Regions from separate parts of the Homo sapiens genome. Here region 1 is linked to region 2. The links are chromatin loops, found by intact Hi-C in ENCODE. Cell type or tissue: chondrocyte. All regions are shown on one strand. Links, peaks and the distances in the headings refer to the core of each region. The heading gives the core; the rest is flanking DNA.

Region 1 (8,240 bases), core at 241-8,240, 340 kb before region 2:
AGAGTGTCATATTTACAATAATTTGTACAGCTGCTCCCTTACAACTTATAATTTTCTGTATGTGTGTTGTATTCTCATTTTAAAATCACATAAGAATGAGGGCAGACCAGCCTGGCATGGTGGCTCACGCCTGTAATCCCAGCACTTTGGCAGGCCGAGGCAGCCAGATCACTTGAGGTCAGGAGTTCAAGACCAGCCTGGGCAACACGGTGAAACCCTGTCTCTACTAAAAATACAAAAATTAGCCAGGTGTGGTGGCACATGCCTGTAGGCCCAGCTGCTTGGGAGGCTGAGGCAGGAGAATTGCTTGAACCCGGGAGGCAGAGGTTGCAGTGAACTGAGATCACACCATTGCACTCCAGCCTGGGCAACAAGAGTGAAACTCCATCTCAAAAAAAAAAAAAAAAAAAGAATGAGGGCAGACGTTAAATAGTTTAAAAGAAGAGTTAGGGAAACTACCTTCACCAACACCACCCCTTCTCCAAACCCCCCCCCTTCCCCAAGTGTGTCTATGACTTTAAAATGCCTTTGGTACCAGGCACCTTCAACACAACTGCCAGAGCATACCTTGGTACAACCTCTTTGGAAAAGCAATTTGGCAATATATGTCAAAGCCTTGAAAAATATTCACCAGTCCAAGGAAGTAATCATAGATGCAGAAAAGGATGTTGTGCATAAAGATGCACTTCACATTATATGGAAAAAAGTCAAAACTAACCTCAATGTCCAGTTATAGGATAGTTAAATAAATTACGGTGTGTCCCTCCTGATGGACTGCTATACTTACAATAAATAACATGAGGATATGTCAGGTGACAAAATGTAGGATGTAGGGGGAAATTGTATATAAAATCTGATCATCACAATGTAAAAATATGTATAGAAAAACCTCTTGGGAGGAAATATACAAAATTATTACTGACTTCTTTGGATGATGTAACCATAAGTATTTTGTGTGGTTTTAAAAGCCTTTTGGAATGTTATTCTTTCTCTAGAATGAAGATGTATATCTTTCTAATTGAAAAAAAAATATTTTATGCTAACAGCTAATGCTCATAGAATGCTTACTGTGTGCTAGGTACTGTTCAAAGCACCTTATGTAATTATCATAATTATTTCATGATATGAGTGACGTGGGTACCATTATTGTCCCCATTCAAGGAATGAGGAAACACAGGCCCAGAGAGGTGGTCACTTGCTGAAGGTCACAGAGCTAATGAGTGGCAAGGCTGGACCCTGGCAGTCTGGCTGCACCGCCCCAACCCTGGGGCTGGGAGTTTGGCCTCAGTCCTGCATTCAGGGTGAGGGCGGCCACGTTTTGTTTTAGAAATTCTCACTGAAGAAGCCTCCCTGCGATCAAAGAGTTTCAGCGGCTGATCTCGTTCATCCAGCCCAGGAGCCAGAGGGTGTCCGGGATGATGGAACAGTCTGGAATCCCCAAACACAGGCAGAAAAAAAAATTCTACCCTTCCTCAAAGAGCAGAGATAATTTCCTGTATTCCCAGAAAAACATATGTCTGGCGGCTGAAACAACAAAGTGTGCAAGCCCAGAGGCTGGGAGGCCTGTTTAAGCCATTGATGACGCTCTGCACCTCTGTGGTCGGAAGAAGTTTTCTTCTGATTCAGTCTGTTACACTCTCAGTCGTGGGGGAGCTGCCCGGTCAGTCCTGGGGAAAGAAACTGACCGCTAAACAAAAGCTTCCTGAACAGGTTCGAGATTCCTGGAGGCAAAGGAAGGGCTTTGTGGCCTCCTAGGAACCTTTCAGCCTAGGGAAGGGAAGAGAGAAAAAAATACCAAACTTGGGATTTTTCTCAGCCCCCTCTGGCAGAGGAGGCAGCAGAGGAAGTCCTGATGAACTAGGAAACAGAACAAGGACATCACATAATCCTCATGGACAAAGCCATTCCACATTACGGAGGTGGTCATGAGTCACTGTAGGGCCTGGGGAGGGGGCATCAGATGGCCCAGACCCAAACAGAGTGAGGGGTGGAAAGGTATCCTACGACTCCCAGGAGCCAGCAGTCCTGCCCATATGATGCTGTGGGAAAGGCCAAGTGCTTGGGTTCAAGTCTTAGCCTTGGGCTGGACTCAATTGTCTGGGTATGGCCTCAGTCTCCCCATCAGTCAAGCAGGGCTTGCCAGCTGGGGCCACGTCTACCTCATAGCAGTTGTGCTCTAAGTGAGGAGGCTGGGTGTGTAAGTTGTCTTGCAGGTGTGAATTTGTGGGCAGAGGGGAGGTGTCACCATTCTGGTCACTGTTCAGTGTTGCTCCGTCCAGGCCCACTGGGGGCATCCCTGCATAAGTTCCTTTGGGGAAAGTGTCCCATCCATTCACCCATTCATTCACACATACACACATACACACCATCTGAAAGCCCAGACTGGGGCAGAGCAGCCTAGTGGTAACCCCAGCTTCAGTCTCTCCTTACTAGATAGGGGCAGGAAGGCCTCAGGCCAGCTTTTCCTATTACCAGGAGCCCTCTGTTTCCTCTCCAAAAGCCTTGGGTCTTTTAAGATTTTCTTTTCCAGAGCTTGTATATCATGTCATTCACTGCAGGAGATGAGAGAGGCAGGTGAGCAATAACAATGTCCACTCCTTTGGGTTCTAAGGGATAAGTAGTCGGAGTGTTTACCACAGTTCCTGGCACACTGGAGATACTTCATAATATAGCCTTTTATTATATTAGCTGGCAACTTCCGATACAGAAACATAGCAAACCCAGGACACCTGGTAAGTGTGCACTGTTTGATTGAAAGGTCCTTGATATCAGAAGCAGAAATGAGGTCAATGGGACACGCACATGCTTTTAACAGTTTTAATGCCATGTTTTGGTCTTTTTCCCTTTTAGTGAAGTGTAACTTATCCTAGCAAAATGCATAGATTTGTAGTGTACAGCTCAATGAATTTTTACAGGTGTGTGGCCTTGTATAATCACTGTTTAGATCAAGATGGAGAATGTCACCATCACCCTGGCAGGTTCCCTCCGGGACCCTGTCCTGCATCACCATGGCTGAGTGCTATGGTCTCCAACAGCACACAAAGGCTGTCATGCAGGATGTGGTCTTCAGTATATTTCATGAAATGGAACCGCTCTGCCAAGTGGGGACACTTACTGAGGACTGACCAACCCCTATTTGTGATGAATAAAGATCAAGAAACAAAAGAGGCTGGGCGCGGTGGCTCACGCCTGTAATCCCAGCACTTTGGGAGGCTGAGGCGGGCGGATCACAAGGTCAAGAGATGGAGACCATCCTGGCTAACACGGTGAAACCCCGTCTCTACTAAAAATACAAAAAATTAGCCGGGCATGGTGGCGGGCGCCTGTAGTCCCAGCTACTCAAGAGGCTGAGGCAGGAGAATGGCGTGAACCCGGGAGGCGGAGCTTGCAGTGAGCCGAGATCTCGCCACTGCACTCCAGCCTGGGCGACAGAGCGAGACTCCGTCTCAAAAAAAAAAAAAAAAAAAGATCAAGAAACAAAGAATGAATTACATGAGGAAGCAGAGGCTCCAAAAGGGAGATCTGCACAATGCGCTTCAGTGGCAGCAGAGCAAGACCCCAGGATGCGTTCTGCACCGCCTCTCCCAGACCCCCTGCAGGAATGCGCTGCGGGAGACTGCAGGGCTGGGGGCAGGGGGCAGTCAGGGGCTTGTTTTTAAATCTCTGAGCACCAGCAGGAGGTGGGGAGGAGGGAAAGGAAGGAGAGGAGAGAGGAAGGGCGGTCACACAAGCTCCTGGCCCACTTAATGGCCTCCTGTTCCCACAGCTCAGGCCCATCAGCCCCAAGTTTCAGCTCACATCCCACAGGAAAGGGTGGGAACTGGCGCCTCCTGGCTGGTCAGACTGTTGGCCCGGGACAACAGGGGGAGCAGCTTCAAAGGCCATTGCAGACCAGGGAGTCGCCCTGTCCTGTCCCACTGGGACCAGCTGGGCCCTGGCAAAGACGACTGCCACTGGGCATGGCAGGACAGGGACGAGGGACATGTAGCTAATAGGAACATGAAAGGAGAAACTAGAAAAGGATTCCACCCCTGTGATATGCACGGACCGGCCCAGCCACCCATGTGGACGCTCTGTCTCTCCGTGTCTGCTTCTCTTTCTCTCTTCTCTCTCACACACATGCACGCACACATGCACACATGTCCATGTGCACACACGTGTAGCCGCATCCCTCAGCTGCCGCTTGCAGTCTAAGGATCCCCTTAGCAGGCAGCCACCTTTCTCCTGGGTTGGGGAGTGGTGGGACTGAACCCCCACCCCTTGTGCCCCTGCACCCGCCTCCTGGGCACTCCATCTACTCCAGCCTCCTGCCTGTGTCTGCCATGCTTTGTTCTCTAGTTGTTTCCTTGCCACCTACCAGTCTCCTCAGCTACAAGGAAGTTTCAGAGAAATCACTTTTCTTCTTCAGAACCTCCACACCATCCCACCCATCAGACTTTCCAGAAAGAGATGCACGGCCCTCAAGGGCTGCTGGTCCAGTGACCCCCACACACTCAGTTATCACCCACTTGGCAAACGCTCCGAGTCCCTCCCACATTGCACTGCGCAAGGGGCCTCTGTTCAATCACATTCATCCACACAAACACTTGATGGGATAAACAGCAACACAGCAGGATAGGAAACCGAGACTCAGAAAGGTTAAGTAGGCCAGGCGCAGTGGCTCATGCCTGTAATCCCAGCACTTTGGGAGGCTGAGGCAGGTGGATCACTTGAGGTCAGGAGTTCGAGACCAGCCTGGCCAACATGGTGAAACCCTGTCTCTACTAAAAATACAAAAATTAGCCAGGCGCGGTGGCACATGCCTGTAGTCCCAGCTACTTGGGAGGCTGAGGCAGGAGAATGGCTTGAACTCAGGAGGCAGAGGTTGTAATGAGCTGAGATCGCACCACTGCACTCCAGCCTGGGCGACAGAGCAAGGCTCCGTCTCAAAAAAAAAAAAAAAAGAAAGATTAAGCAGCTTGTCAGAAGTCACACTGCAAGAGCACAGTGAAGTGGGGGTTCAAGCCCAGGTCTCTCAGGTATGTGACCACCAGCAGCTCCAGCCCAGGAGAGGTAACCTGGGGCCCATAGGAAAGGTCTCCCCATGTAGATGGCTTGTTGTCCCCTGCACTCCCAGTCCTGCGCCCCCCTCATCCCATGTCACCCTCAGCGAATCCTACAGAGGTTCCCCAGAGAGGCCTGCATGCTCCTCAGCCCTCCCAGACCCCACCCACAGATGCTTTTTGCTAAATAGCCAAGACATCCATGCCCAGGAGGCTCAGAGGGTGACAAATCTGAATCTCGCTGAGACGGTTAGCCCGCCTGAGAGCCTGGGTCGGAGGGGGCGGAAGGGGAGGCTATATGAGTTGGTCAGACAGAAATGTGATTCCAGGGATCAGAGATCTGGCACCAGACCATAGTGAGGTGAGGGTGGTAAGGGTTGGGGGAGGAGTGGGACTCAGCCATAGATGGCTCCTAGGACAGGAAAGGGGCCTGAGGGCGATAGAGGGGTTTAGAGACTGAAACTCCACTTGCCCCAAGTACCCTCTGGCCCACCCCAGCGAACCTGCTCATGTCCCCTGCAGGAAAGATCAGCTAAAGTTTTCATGGATGCTACGTCAGCCTATGTGGTCAATGAGGTCCCTCCCCAGGGAAGGTGAGGCCTAAGACTCTATCTGATTGGTCAGTTCATGCCATTGTGGACTTGGGGCCCACAAGCTCTGACTCTCTGAGATGAGTCTGTTTTGCAAGGACTCTCTCAGCCTCCACAGGCCCAGCACAAAAGCCTACCTAAGGCCAGAGTGGGACTGGAAGACCTGCATCGGTATGCACCACCCAGCTGCGTGACCTTGGGCAAGTCCTGTCCCCCTCTCCGGGACTCAAGACCCTCACAAATAACATGCAGAGGCTGTGTGGGACCTCTCATAGGCTCCCTGCCGCCTGCCTGGTGTGCTGATGGTTCTGGCAGCATGGATGTGTGGAGGGCTGGTCCGGTGGAATCGGCCTGCAGGCTGGGAGGGGAAGGGCCAGGCACCGGTTTCACTGTCCCATGTGCTGGCTGCCCCAGCATTGGGGAGCTCCCTCTCCAGAGCCATGGCAGCCTTAGGATCCAGCCTTTGCTTTTCCATCTCCTCAGGAGAAAAGAATCCACACTCCAGCATCTTCTGCTAGCTGCCAGCTGCTTAGGGCAGGGAAGGCTCGTTGACTCCAAGTGTGAGAAGAGGCAGGCACAACGACCACAGCTGGGCACACAGCGGGCATGCAGAGCAGCTTCTGGCTCCTGGTCCCAAACCCAGCCGCAGGCCCAGGACCCCCTGCATCTGTCCTGAGTTCTAATAATGGCTCTCAGGGTCCCAGTGCCTAAGCCACCCCCGCCTCAGCCCTCCCTGCCCCAGGCCCAAAGTCCTCAGAGCACTCCAACCCCGCCAGTGCCTGGCTCCTGCCCCTGCTCCTGGGGCTGCTCCTCCTCCGTCATCTGCTGCCTCAGCCTCCCCAGCCTCCCTGTGGCTGGTCTGCTGTAAAGAACGATTCCCTGGCTTTGTTTTTAAGAGTCAAACCTGCTTCTGAGTACTTTGGAAACAACCACTGTACAACTGAAGTAGCCAGGTCTTCCTAAACAAAAGAAGACAGTGGAGAGGGGAATGGAGGAAGAAAGGACAAAAACATCTATGAGCATGGACGATTGCATTGAATTCACAGAAGGTGGCCTGTTTTCTCTCAGGTGCAAACCAAGAGGCATTAGTACTATGCACACTGAGTGCGTACTCTGCACCAGGCACTGTTCTGCATTGATATGTGTTACTGATTTAATCCTCACCACAGCTCCATCCACCATGATGGAGGCGTTCACATATCCCCTGTTTTACAGAGGGGGCAACTGAGTCACAGAGAGGCTGAAAACTTGCCCGAGGTCACACAGTTGGTAGGTAGCAGAACTGGGGCACCTGGTCTCCCCACAGTGTGCTGGGTGCCCCTGTGGAGAGTCTGTCTGGAAAGTGCCAGAGGAGGCAGGTAGGGGGTCTTGAGCCCATCAGTGAAGGGGCTCTTGGCTAAGCAGGTGGGTGCAGGACACCAGCCTCCCCTCAGCTCTTGTTTCCTCTAGAACTACTCCCATTCAACCCTCCTTCCCCTCAAGATATCCTTTCCATCCAAAACCACCCAGGACTACCCTTGCAGTTCCCCAACAGAGCCTCTGACCCCGCCTCCACCTCCACCACGTCATCTGTCCTGAGTCCGCCCTCTGGAAGACAGCCGGGCTTAGTGGATCACGAATATGCTCTGGACCCTGACAGACCAGAATTCAAATCTGGCTTTGCCATTTGTCAGCTTTGTGACTGGGGGCAGGTGCTTAACCGCTCAGAGCCTCAGTTTCCCCATCTGTACAAAAGGATGGCGGTAATGCCACCTTCCTCAGAGTCAGTGAGGGGGTAAATGGAACTGAAATATGTGATGTGCCTAGCACCTTGGAGGTGGTCTGTGAGTACTAGCTCCCTGCCTGGGTGACCACCAGCCATCTGGCTGGACAGTGAGGGCCTTAGATGGGAGAGGGCCTCTTAAGGCATTGCACGCCCTGTTTGCTGGTTAGAAACAGGCTCTCAGGCCCTGCCCAGACCCACTGAGTCAGAATCTGCATTTTAACAAACTGCCCTGGGAGATGTGTGGGCACATTAAAGACACTTTACTTGTTGCCTTCTGGGGACTTAGTTCCCTGGTTCCAAGCATGAAAATTGGTGGCGGGTGGGAGAACACAGCAGGGAAGCACAGGCCCCTGGTGGAAGCACAGAGCTATTTTAAAGGACAGGCAGGGCCCTTCTGAGCCCCACAGGGAAATTAAGCAGCCTGATTCTCAGGCTCAAGAGCCAAGGTGGAGGCCAGAATGCAAGGCTGCAGGTGGGCTCTGGCTCACTGGGTGCTGGGGCTCTGGCCCGTGCAGGAGGGGAAAACAATCCAGGTCTATGGGGAAACAGCTTCAAAGCCGAGATGGTTACCAGTGGAAAAGCAACCCAGACAGACCATATGAGACACACCCATTCATGCAAACACCACCTCTCACACATAAGCCACTGTCCACACATACACACTCACCAGTACACACACACTGCACCAGGACTTGCCTGCCTGCCCAAAGAGCAGCTCCAGAAGAGAGCAGACAACCTTTGGGACAGTGTGTGCCTGGGCCTGTGTGCTCCGCAGGAGGCCTGGGAGTGTGGAGGCTCCCACAGCAGGTCTAGGAGCCCACTCTCTCCTCCACACGGCTCTGC
Region 2 (8,396 bases), core at 141-8,140:
ATCTCACACTTGCCCTGGTAGGTGGATACACATGTGCACACACACGTGTGTGGTGCACACAGTGTGCATGAAAAGTCTGAACCGGGCACAGTGGCTCACGCCTGTAATCCCAGCACTTTGGGAGGCTGAGGCGGGTGGATCACCTGAAGTCAGGAGTTCAAGACCAGCCTGGACAACATGACGAAACCCTGTCTCTACTAAAAATACAAAAATTAGCTGGGCATGGTGGTGGGAGCCTGTAATCCCAGCTACTTAGGAGGCTGAGGTAGGAGAATCACTTGAACCTAGGAGGTGGAGGTTGCAGTGAGCTGAGATCGTGCCATTGCACTCCAGCCTGGGCAACAGAGCGAGACTCTGTCTCAAAACAAAAACAAAAACAACAACAAAAAAGAAAAGTCTGACTGAGGTCAGAGTTATTTCAGCCACCAGGCTCTCAATACAACCAGCTATATGACTTTGGACTAGATACTTAACCTCTGTGCCTCAGGGGCTTTATCTGCAAAATAAAAAACCTCGGCCAGGCACAGTGTCTCATGCCTGTAATTCCAGCACTTTGGGAGGCTGAGGCGGGTGGATCACAAGGTCAGGAGTTCCAGACCAGACTGGCCAACATGGTGAAACCCAGTCTCTACTGAAAATACAAAATTTAGCTGGGTGTGGTGGTGGGTGCCTCTAATCCCAGCTACTAGGGAGGCTGAGGCAGAGAATTGCTTGAACCCAGGAGGCAGAGGTTGCAGTGAGCCGAGATCGTGCCACTGCACTCCAGCCTGGGTGACAGAGCAAGACTCCATCTCAAAAACAAACAAACAAACAAAAAAAAAACAAAAAAAAAAACCTCATAGAATATGTTTGTGAGGAATAGCTGAGAAATGGGTTAATAAATATCCATACTTATTATAAACTGACTTATGTACAAATGGCATACAGGATATGGCAGCACTTACAACAGCCCCTGGCACATGGAAGTGTTGTGTAAAGATGCACTATTATTATCACCAACATCTTGAGTGCCATGTGTCTGGGAACACATGAGGATTCAGAGAAAAGCCACACAACAGATTCCCACAAGAAGCACCAAAAAATGACTTCTAGAACCTGTGTCAGAGGAAAGGCAGAGAAGAAACAGGGGGGAGGAAAAACTTTCTGAGGACCACCCAGGAGGCACCCAGCTCAAGTCCAGTGACTGAAAAAAGTTTTAAGAACCCAAAAGGCTGGGCCCAGGCCGGAAAAGGCTGTACCCTCGGAGATCAAGGGATATGAGAGAAAAACTCAGTTGGGTCCTAGAGGTAGAATTCAAAGAAAAGATGGGAGTTCCCCCAGGACCAGCAGGTACCAGCTGACTGGAAAGAAGGAAGAGAAGGCCTGGAGAAAACTAGCATGTTCTATGCCCTGGCCTACGCTCAGTCACTCAGTACATCTGAGGGCTTGTAACCCCAGGATGAAAATAGATGCCACATTTGAAGAGTCTCCAAGTTTGTGGTTCTATAGCAGACACCGCTTACAGAAAAGACAATGGAGCTGGGAGGAAAGGAAAAGGCAGCCTTGCATCCTAGGGGCCGGCTGCTGGGAGGAAACAGCACTCCTCCCCTCTATAACCCAAAGACAGCTTTGTGATAGCCACTTGCCAGAGTAGAATAAACCTCCCCTGGGCCTTATTCCCAGTGGATTCCACAGCACCCAGCATGGCAAAGCTTAACAAACCAGAGCTTAAGACTTTGCGAATAATAAACAGACGTCTTCCCAGGGACAGGCAGACTGGGGGCCCTCTGCGCCTCATGCTCCTGCCCCGGGCTGGTCCTCCCTCCTCCATCTGGAGCCCAAATTGGAGCTCAAGGTCTGCATCTGTCTGAGGCCCCTGCTCCGGCTTCCTTTCCCAGAACTCAGGGACCTCAGGGGAGGTGGCAGGGAGGAACAGCAGAGAAGGAAGAGAACAGAGAACAAGAGGGAGGGTGAGTTGGAGCAGCAAAAGCTGGGGCCAGAACTGGGAGTTTCTGGGACAGCCCCAGCTTCAAATATTCTGTCCAACTGTCTGACCACAGGCCAGAGCTTGTGGACCGATTTTTATTTTAGAAAAGAGGATAACATGAAGCCATAGGTGGGATGGTGAGGAAAGAAACCAGGGCTGTCTCTTTGGATCTAGATGGCCCCATATCCACCCCGAGGACCTCTATCTGGGAGACGATGATGCCCATGATATGGTGATAATGACAGCAGCTATCACTCAAAGGACGTATGGCCTGCCCACCACTCAGCAGGGCTTTGTGTGTACTGCCTCATAATCTTAGGGAAGCGTAGGCTCGGAAGTGGGTTTTTTTTTTTTTGAGACGGAGTTCCGTTCTTCTTGCCCAGACTGGAGTGCAATGGCGCGATCTCGGCTCACCACAACCTCTGCCTCCTGGGTTCTAGCGATTCTTCTGCCTCAGCCTCCCGAGTAGCCGGGATTACAGGCATGCGCCACCACACCCAGCTAATTTTGTCTTTTTAGTAGAGACGGGGTTTCTCCATGTCGGTCAGGGTGGTCTCGAACTCCTGGCCTCAGGTGATCCACCCGCCTCAGCCTTCCAAAGTGCTGGGATTACATGAATGAGCAACTGCGCCTGGCTGGAAGTCTTAATCCTGCAGTCTCTCTGCCTCCCCTGTGCCTCAGTTTCCTTATGTATAAGAAGCAGAATAATAATGCCTCCCTCATGGTCTGCCGTGAGGATGCAAAAAAGACACCTGACATATAGTAGGCATTCAACTAATATTGGTTATTATTAATTCTCACCATTACCCAGAGAGGTGGGGTCTATAGTTATGCCCATTTTACAGACAAAGAAACTTTCACACAGCCAGAAAGGAGCTGAGCTAGGACTCGAAGTGGGGTCGTTTGTCTGTAGAGGCTCTCTCGACCACTCCATGAGAGATGGCACAGATTAGTGGTTACATGCACAAATGTTACAGCCAAATGGCTGAGTCAGACTTCCAGCTCAGCCACAGATGGGCTGTGTGTAAGGAAGCAAGCTGCTAGACCTCTCAGTACCTTGGTTTGCTCACCTGCAAAATGGGTGTCTCTGGCCAGGCACAGTGGCCCACGCCTGTAATTTCAGCACTTTGGGAGGCCGAGGCAGGAGGACTGCTTGGGTCCAGGAGCTCAAGACCAGCCTGGGCAACAGGGTGAAACTGCAAAACACTATCTCTACAAAAAACTAGCTGAGTATGCTGGGCGCGGTGGCTTACACCTGTAATCCCAGCACTTCGGGAGGCCGAGGCGGATGGATCCTGAGGTCAGGAATTCAAGACCATCCTGGCCAACATGGTGAAACCTCGTCAAAGATACAAAAAGTTGGCAGGGTGTGGTGGCGGGTGCCTGTAATCCTAGCTACTTGGGAGGCTGAAGCAGGAGAATCACTTGAATCTGGGAGGCGGAGGTTGCAGTGGGCCAAGATCGTGCCAATGCACTCCAGCCGGGGCGACAGAGTGAGACTCCATTTCAACAAAATAATAAAAAATTAGCTGAGCATGGTGGCGCCACGCGTGTTGTCCCAGCTACTCAGGAGGCTGAGATGGGGAGATCAACTCTGCCTGGGAAGTCGAGGCTGCAGTGAGCCGAGATCACGCCACTGCACTCCAGCCTGGGCGACAGAGTGAGACCCTGTCTCAAAAAAATCAGGGTGTCCTTGCTCATTCTGGGCTCTGCCTCTGTGTCCCTGGAGGCCCAGTGGCTCTGTGCCTCTCTAAAGGTCTGAGGGGGCAGCAAGCAGATCTGGGCCAACGACGGAGGTACCAGCAACCGTCTCCTTCCAGAGATAACCCCTCAGCCCTCACCTCAGGAACGACTGTCCTGGGGAATTTCACCCAGGGTGGGAGAACTGGTCAGGCCACTGAGTGCAAATAGTTTCAGAGAGGTGGGGCTCCTGAGGCCCCTTCCGGGAGATGACACAGGTGTCATGCCCTCTGAAGGGCATAAAAGGCCATGCCACATTAGCTACCCTGCTGGCTCGCAGGGCCGTCGGTCCTGCCCTCTGCTCTGGGCACACGGGTCCCTCTCTCTCAAAGGGAAAGGACAGTCAGGAAGGGGAAAGAGAAGATGTGGAAGAAATCCCTGACCTGGGGACGGGTGTATGCCGCAGAGGCGGAGGCCTGCACGTTCTGGCCGGAGCCTGGACAAGACAGAAGAGCACCTTTTACGGGGGCTTTGCTGGATCAAAAGCAGTTCTCTGGGCCCCGGTGTGTAAACAGCTGGTGATGGGCTGGGAGCAGAGGCTCCCTGAAACCAGTCAGCGCCTGAAGAACCCGGCAACACTCTTCATTCACCCAATCCAGTCACCCCAAGGTGACACACGGGGCAACAGCTCCACCTGGTGGACGATCAGGGACTACCACGGGCCAGGGAGTATGGGAGAGCAAAGAATGACATAGAAGAGGAAAGCAGGGGGAAAATCACATCAGGGGTTTACAGGCGAAGGGGCTTTGAGGTCGTCTTGCTGGCAGAGGCCCCTCTTATAGCATGAGCTCTAAGCCCCATTTGTTAGAAAGTTCTACGTTTTTTGAAAATCTGCCTCCACTAGTCCCACTAACCCCCTACTTCAAGGTTTGCCAGGGCAAACTTTTAAATATTTGCATACAGCTATAGTATTCCTCCTAAATCTTCCCCTTTGCTGCAATCTTCCAGAATTTGACCTGACCTCTCACCTCCTGCATCTTTTTTTAACTTGGCTATCTTTTCTTTCTTTTCTTTCTTTCCTTTTATTTATTTATTTATTTATTTGAGACGGAGTCTCACTCTGTTGCCCAGGCTGGAGTGCGATGGCGTGATCTTGGCTCACTGCAACCTCCGCCTCCCGGGTTCAAGTGATTCTCCCACCTCAGCCTCCTGAGTAGGTGGGATTACAGGCCCGTGCGACCACGCCCGGCTAACGTTTTTTTTTTTTTTTTTTTTGTATTTTTAGTAGAGATGAGGTTTCACCATGTTGGTCAGGCTGGTCTCGAACTGCTGACCTCGTGATCCGCCCACCTTGGCCTCCCAAAGTGCTGGGATTACAGGCGTGAGCCACTGTGCCCAGTGGCTATCCTTTCTTAAATACATTAACTTCCAAGGAATCCCTTCCAATTCTATCCCTCTCCCATACTAGCAGCAGCATTTAAAAAAATCCCTTTATATTTCAGCCTCCCTGTCTCAGTGTTTGATATATTAGGAAAGTCAATGCTCAGACTGAGAGTTAATTCACGAGTAAAGAGCCTAGACTTTGAAATCAGATAGATCCTCGTTCAATTCCAAGCTCTGCCACTTACTAGCTAAATTACTTTGAGCAAGTTTGCCTTTCTGAGCCTCAGTTTCCTATCTGTAAATTGGAGATAGAGGTGTTTACTACCTAGAGTTGTGGTGAATAAATATTAAATGAGACAGTACAAGTAAAAACTTAGGGACAGCTCCCGCAACACCATTCAGCTCCTAAGTGGCAATTACAGCCACATTCCTCTGAGTTTAAAGGTTGTAGGAAATGCTTTGGGGAAGAGAAAAGTGAAGGGGCCAAAGAAGAGACTTTCTGGAATTAGCCTTTCTCAACCTGCACGAATCCCAGGGGAATTCCAACAGATGGGTAACTTGTTCCAATGCCATTTCTAGCAGTGTCTGTTGCCACCCCTAGAAAGGGGCAGGCCTTGACAGCTCTTTGAAACTTGAGGATTTAAAATTTAAATGTCTTTGAGAGCAAGATAAACACATCTACTGCTCAGCAGGGAAAGGGAAACTTGGCAGGGGCCCCAGAACTTTCCCCACCCCCAGCCCTCCCTAAACTTCCTCTTGTGGTTTTTCAAGAGTACAACCTGTTCTCCACAGCCAAGCCAGTGCCTGGGGCAGGGGGCCAGGGCGTGCCAAGGGCTCCGCTGCACCCCACCCTACCAGCGAGTGAGGGAGGAAGGTGCGTGCGTGGGAGAAGAGCAGCTTGGAGGTTTATAGTTCTTAAGGTTCACGTCCTGCTTACCCGTTTTCTCAGTGCAGCCACCCTCCACCCAGTTCCCACCCTCGACTCCCAGCATCAATACCCATGCCCCCAACACACATCCCTTTCTCAAAGACAGATGCACGAAGTGCTTTGACTGCAGGCAGAGAGGGACCGCCTCAAGGCCTCCCCAAACCTGTGGGGAGGGCCCTTGTAAGAAATTTAAAAGCGTTTCAGAAAGGAGGTGGAAAAGGGGCTGGAATCCATGGAAACTGTCCCGTGCTCTCGCTTGCATCACCAGCATTATCCCAGCCTGTCTGGAGGGACTGGGTAGGATATACAGATGCAGCTTTGGAAGCAGGAGCTGTGGGAAAGAGAGGTGTGAGCATCTTAAGCCTGGACCCACTCCTTGGCCATCTTCCTTACTCATCTACCAAGCTGGAATGCACATCTAGAATGTGAGCATCTCTGCTATTCTTAATTCCCAACAAAAGAGGTGTCTTGGTTTCCCAAATCCCCAGATTCTGGCACATCACGTCCAAGTTGAGAAGTTCTTTCTTGAATATAATCTTAGTTCATTCCTCCCGGTTTATTCATATTCCTCCTTTCCCTTTGAGTGAGGCTTACACAGGGGGAAACATTCATACGTTTGTGTGCACGCACACACGCGCGCGCACACACACACACACAGCCATCAGGAAAGGATACCAGCTCTGTGCAGTTCCCACAACTCTATTCCAGGCCTGCTGGGCTCACTGTAAACAGTACCAGCCCTATGGCTCAGCTAACAGATGGCTGTATCATCCAAGATACAGGACCACAGACTCCCTTTAGGAAACTCCTAAGTTCCTGGCTCAAGTGCACATTTTTTGTGGTCAGCGAAGGAGGCAGGCTAGCCTAATGGTTAAGAATAAAGCCTCCCAAATCAAGTGACCTAGGTTTAAATCCCAGCTCTGCCATTTGTTTCTTGTGTCTGAAGGAAGATTACTTATCTCCAGTGCCTGCGTTTCCTCGTCTATAAAATGGAGAGAATCCTAATGCCTACCTCATAGGACTATATTAGGAGGTTTAAATGAGATATGATCTCTAAGCCACTTAGAAGAGTACCTGACAGTGTTATGTAACTGTTAGCTAGTATTCTAAGCCCTTGAGGGAAGGGGAAGCCGGAAGGAGAAGATGTTTGGGACCATGGAGGTCATGATCTCAATAACTGGCATAGACTAGAACTCTGCTACAATTATCAGAGGCTTTCAGTGTTAAGTTCCAGGGGAAGAAACTCTGATTTGATTACCATGACATCCCCAACAGCTGTGGGAATAGCCTGTGCAGATGGAGTATGGCCATAGCAAATAGGTGCTGAATGAATTCATAAATTGCTGTGTCAGTCATTTCCCGAAGGAGCCCCAGAATTGAACGGCCAGAAGAATCTGTGAGGAAGCAAAGGGAGATCCACTTCTCTATCCACGTCTGGTCCCAAAGAGAAATGAGGTGGTAGGCAGAGGGCAAGGACTCGTCAGAGGAAACAGTCTCAGAGTCCAGGGATGAGGAGGGGGTGCCCAGGATTGTGTGGACTGTCACATCACCCCCAGGTGGACCCTCCCAGCTGTACCCAGCTGGGAATTCCTGGGTTCTTGGGACCCAGCCCAGAAAACTGCCTTTTCTGGGATTCATCCTGTTCATTCCCTTGATGGTTAGACAGTGGATTAAAGGGAGCAGGAATTGTTTCTGGGTCGCCCCTATATTCCAGTGTCCAACACCACAGCTGGGGTTCAATCCAGTTCTGTGGAATAAGTGCCCCCAAAGACTTCTATGCTTTTCATCCTTCTGAACCCAACTCAAATGTCCTTTTCTCTCTGAAGCCTTCCCAGCCACCCCAGCCAGTGTACTTGGCATCTATGTCTATTGTTTTGTGATCCATATTAGCTGTGGATGAATAACATCATTGCACCCTCAGCATTCCATATAATGCCAGGCACATAGTAGGTGTTCAATCAATGCAAATGAATAACTTAATGCTCCCTTAGTAACAGCAACCAATTTATTCAGTTATTCCTCTTGTTGGCACTTCAAGAGACACAGAAGAAGCTAAGATCATCATCTATGTATCAATCAGACACCACTGAGGGGTCCCTCCCTCCAGTTTCATCCCGGTGCACTTGCCAGAGCACTCACAGACTCCCCATCCACACTGGTCTGCCCTCCTACTGGCCTTCCACCCCATCTTTGAGGCATGAGAAGACCAACAGCCCGGTAAAGCCACGGGGCTTCCAGATCAGCTGGAGGGGGTTGTGCCGATGTGTGTACATACAGAGGGCTCAGGGCCTTTGGGGGTTTCTCTGCCCTTCAATTCCGTGCAGAACACCTCACTCAGTGGGAAAGTGAGCCAAGCTTTCGGTGCCAACTAGGAAGTGATGAGGATGCGGCGACCCCATTGACCCACCCAGCACCGATCCCCAACGCATGGTCTCCAGC

The links. A loop is a pair of places that touch in the nucleus more often than their neighbours do. Peaks named below come from ENCODE experiments on the same cell type or tissue, not always from the same donor. Only the 100,000 strongest peaks of a DNase experiment are listed, where the experiment ranks them.
Region 1: a loop joins it to region 2, with 2.9 times the contacts of the local background. A loop is called at or near these places in 10 of 110 quality-filtered maps.

What each region holds. Positions count from the first base shown.
Region 1 is chr6:41,697,018-41,705,257 of GRCh38, forward strand. The region is part of intron 1 of TFEB (transcription factor EB); the gene reads right to left. Among named protein-coding and RNA genes, the nearest start is that of MIR10398, 32 kb to the right of the region's middle. In chondrocyte, for the core only: CTCF peaks have their summits at 2,199 and 3,814; no DNase peak of the experiment used is centred there.
Region 2 is chr6:42,040,057-42,048,452 of GRCh38, forward strand. It overlaps a transcript of CCND3 not described here. Among named protein-coding and RNA genes, the nearest start is that of TAF8, 6.3 kb to the right of the region's middle. RefSeq lists enhancers at 3,402-3,902, 4,614-4,663, 5,256-5,846, 5,671-5,820, 5,847-6,436 and 2 more. In chondrocyte, for the core only: CTCF peaks have their summits at 4,353 (motif pointing left) and 4,600; a DNase peak (open chromatin) is centred at 5,845.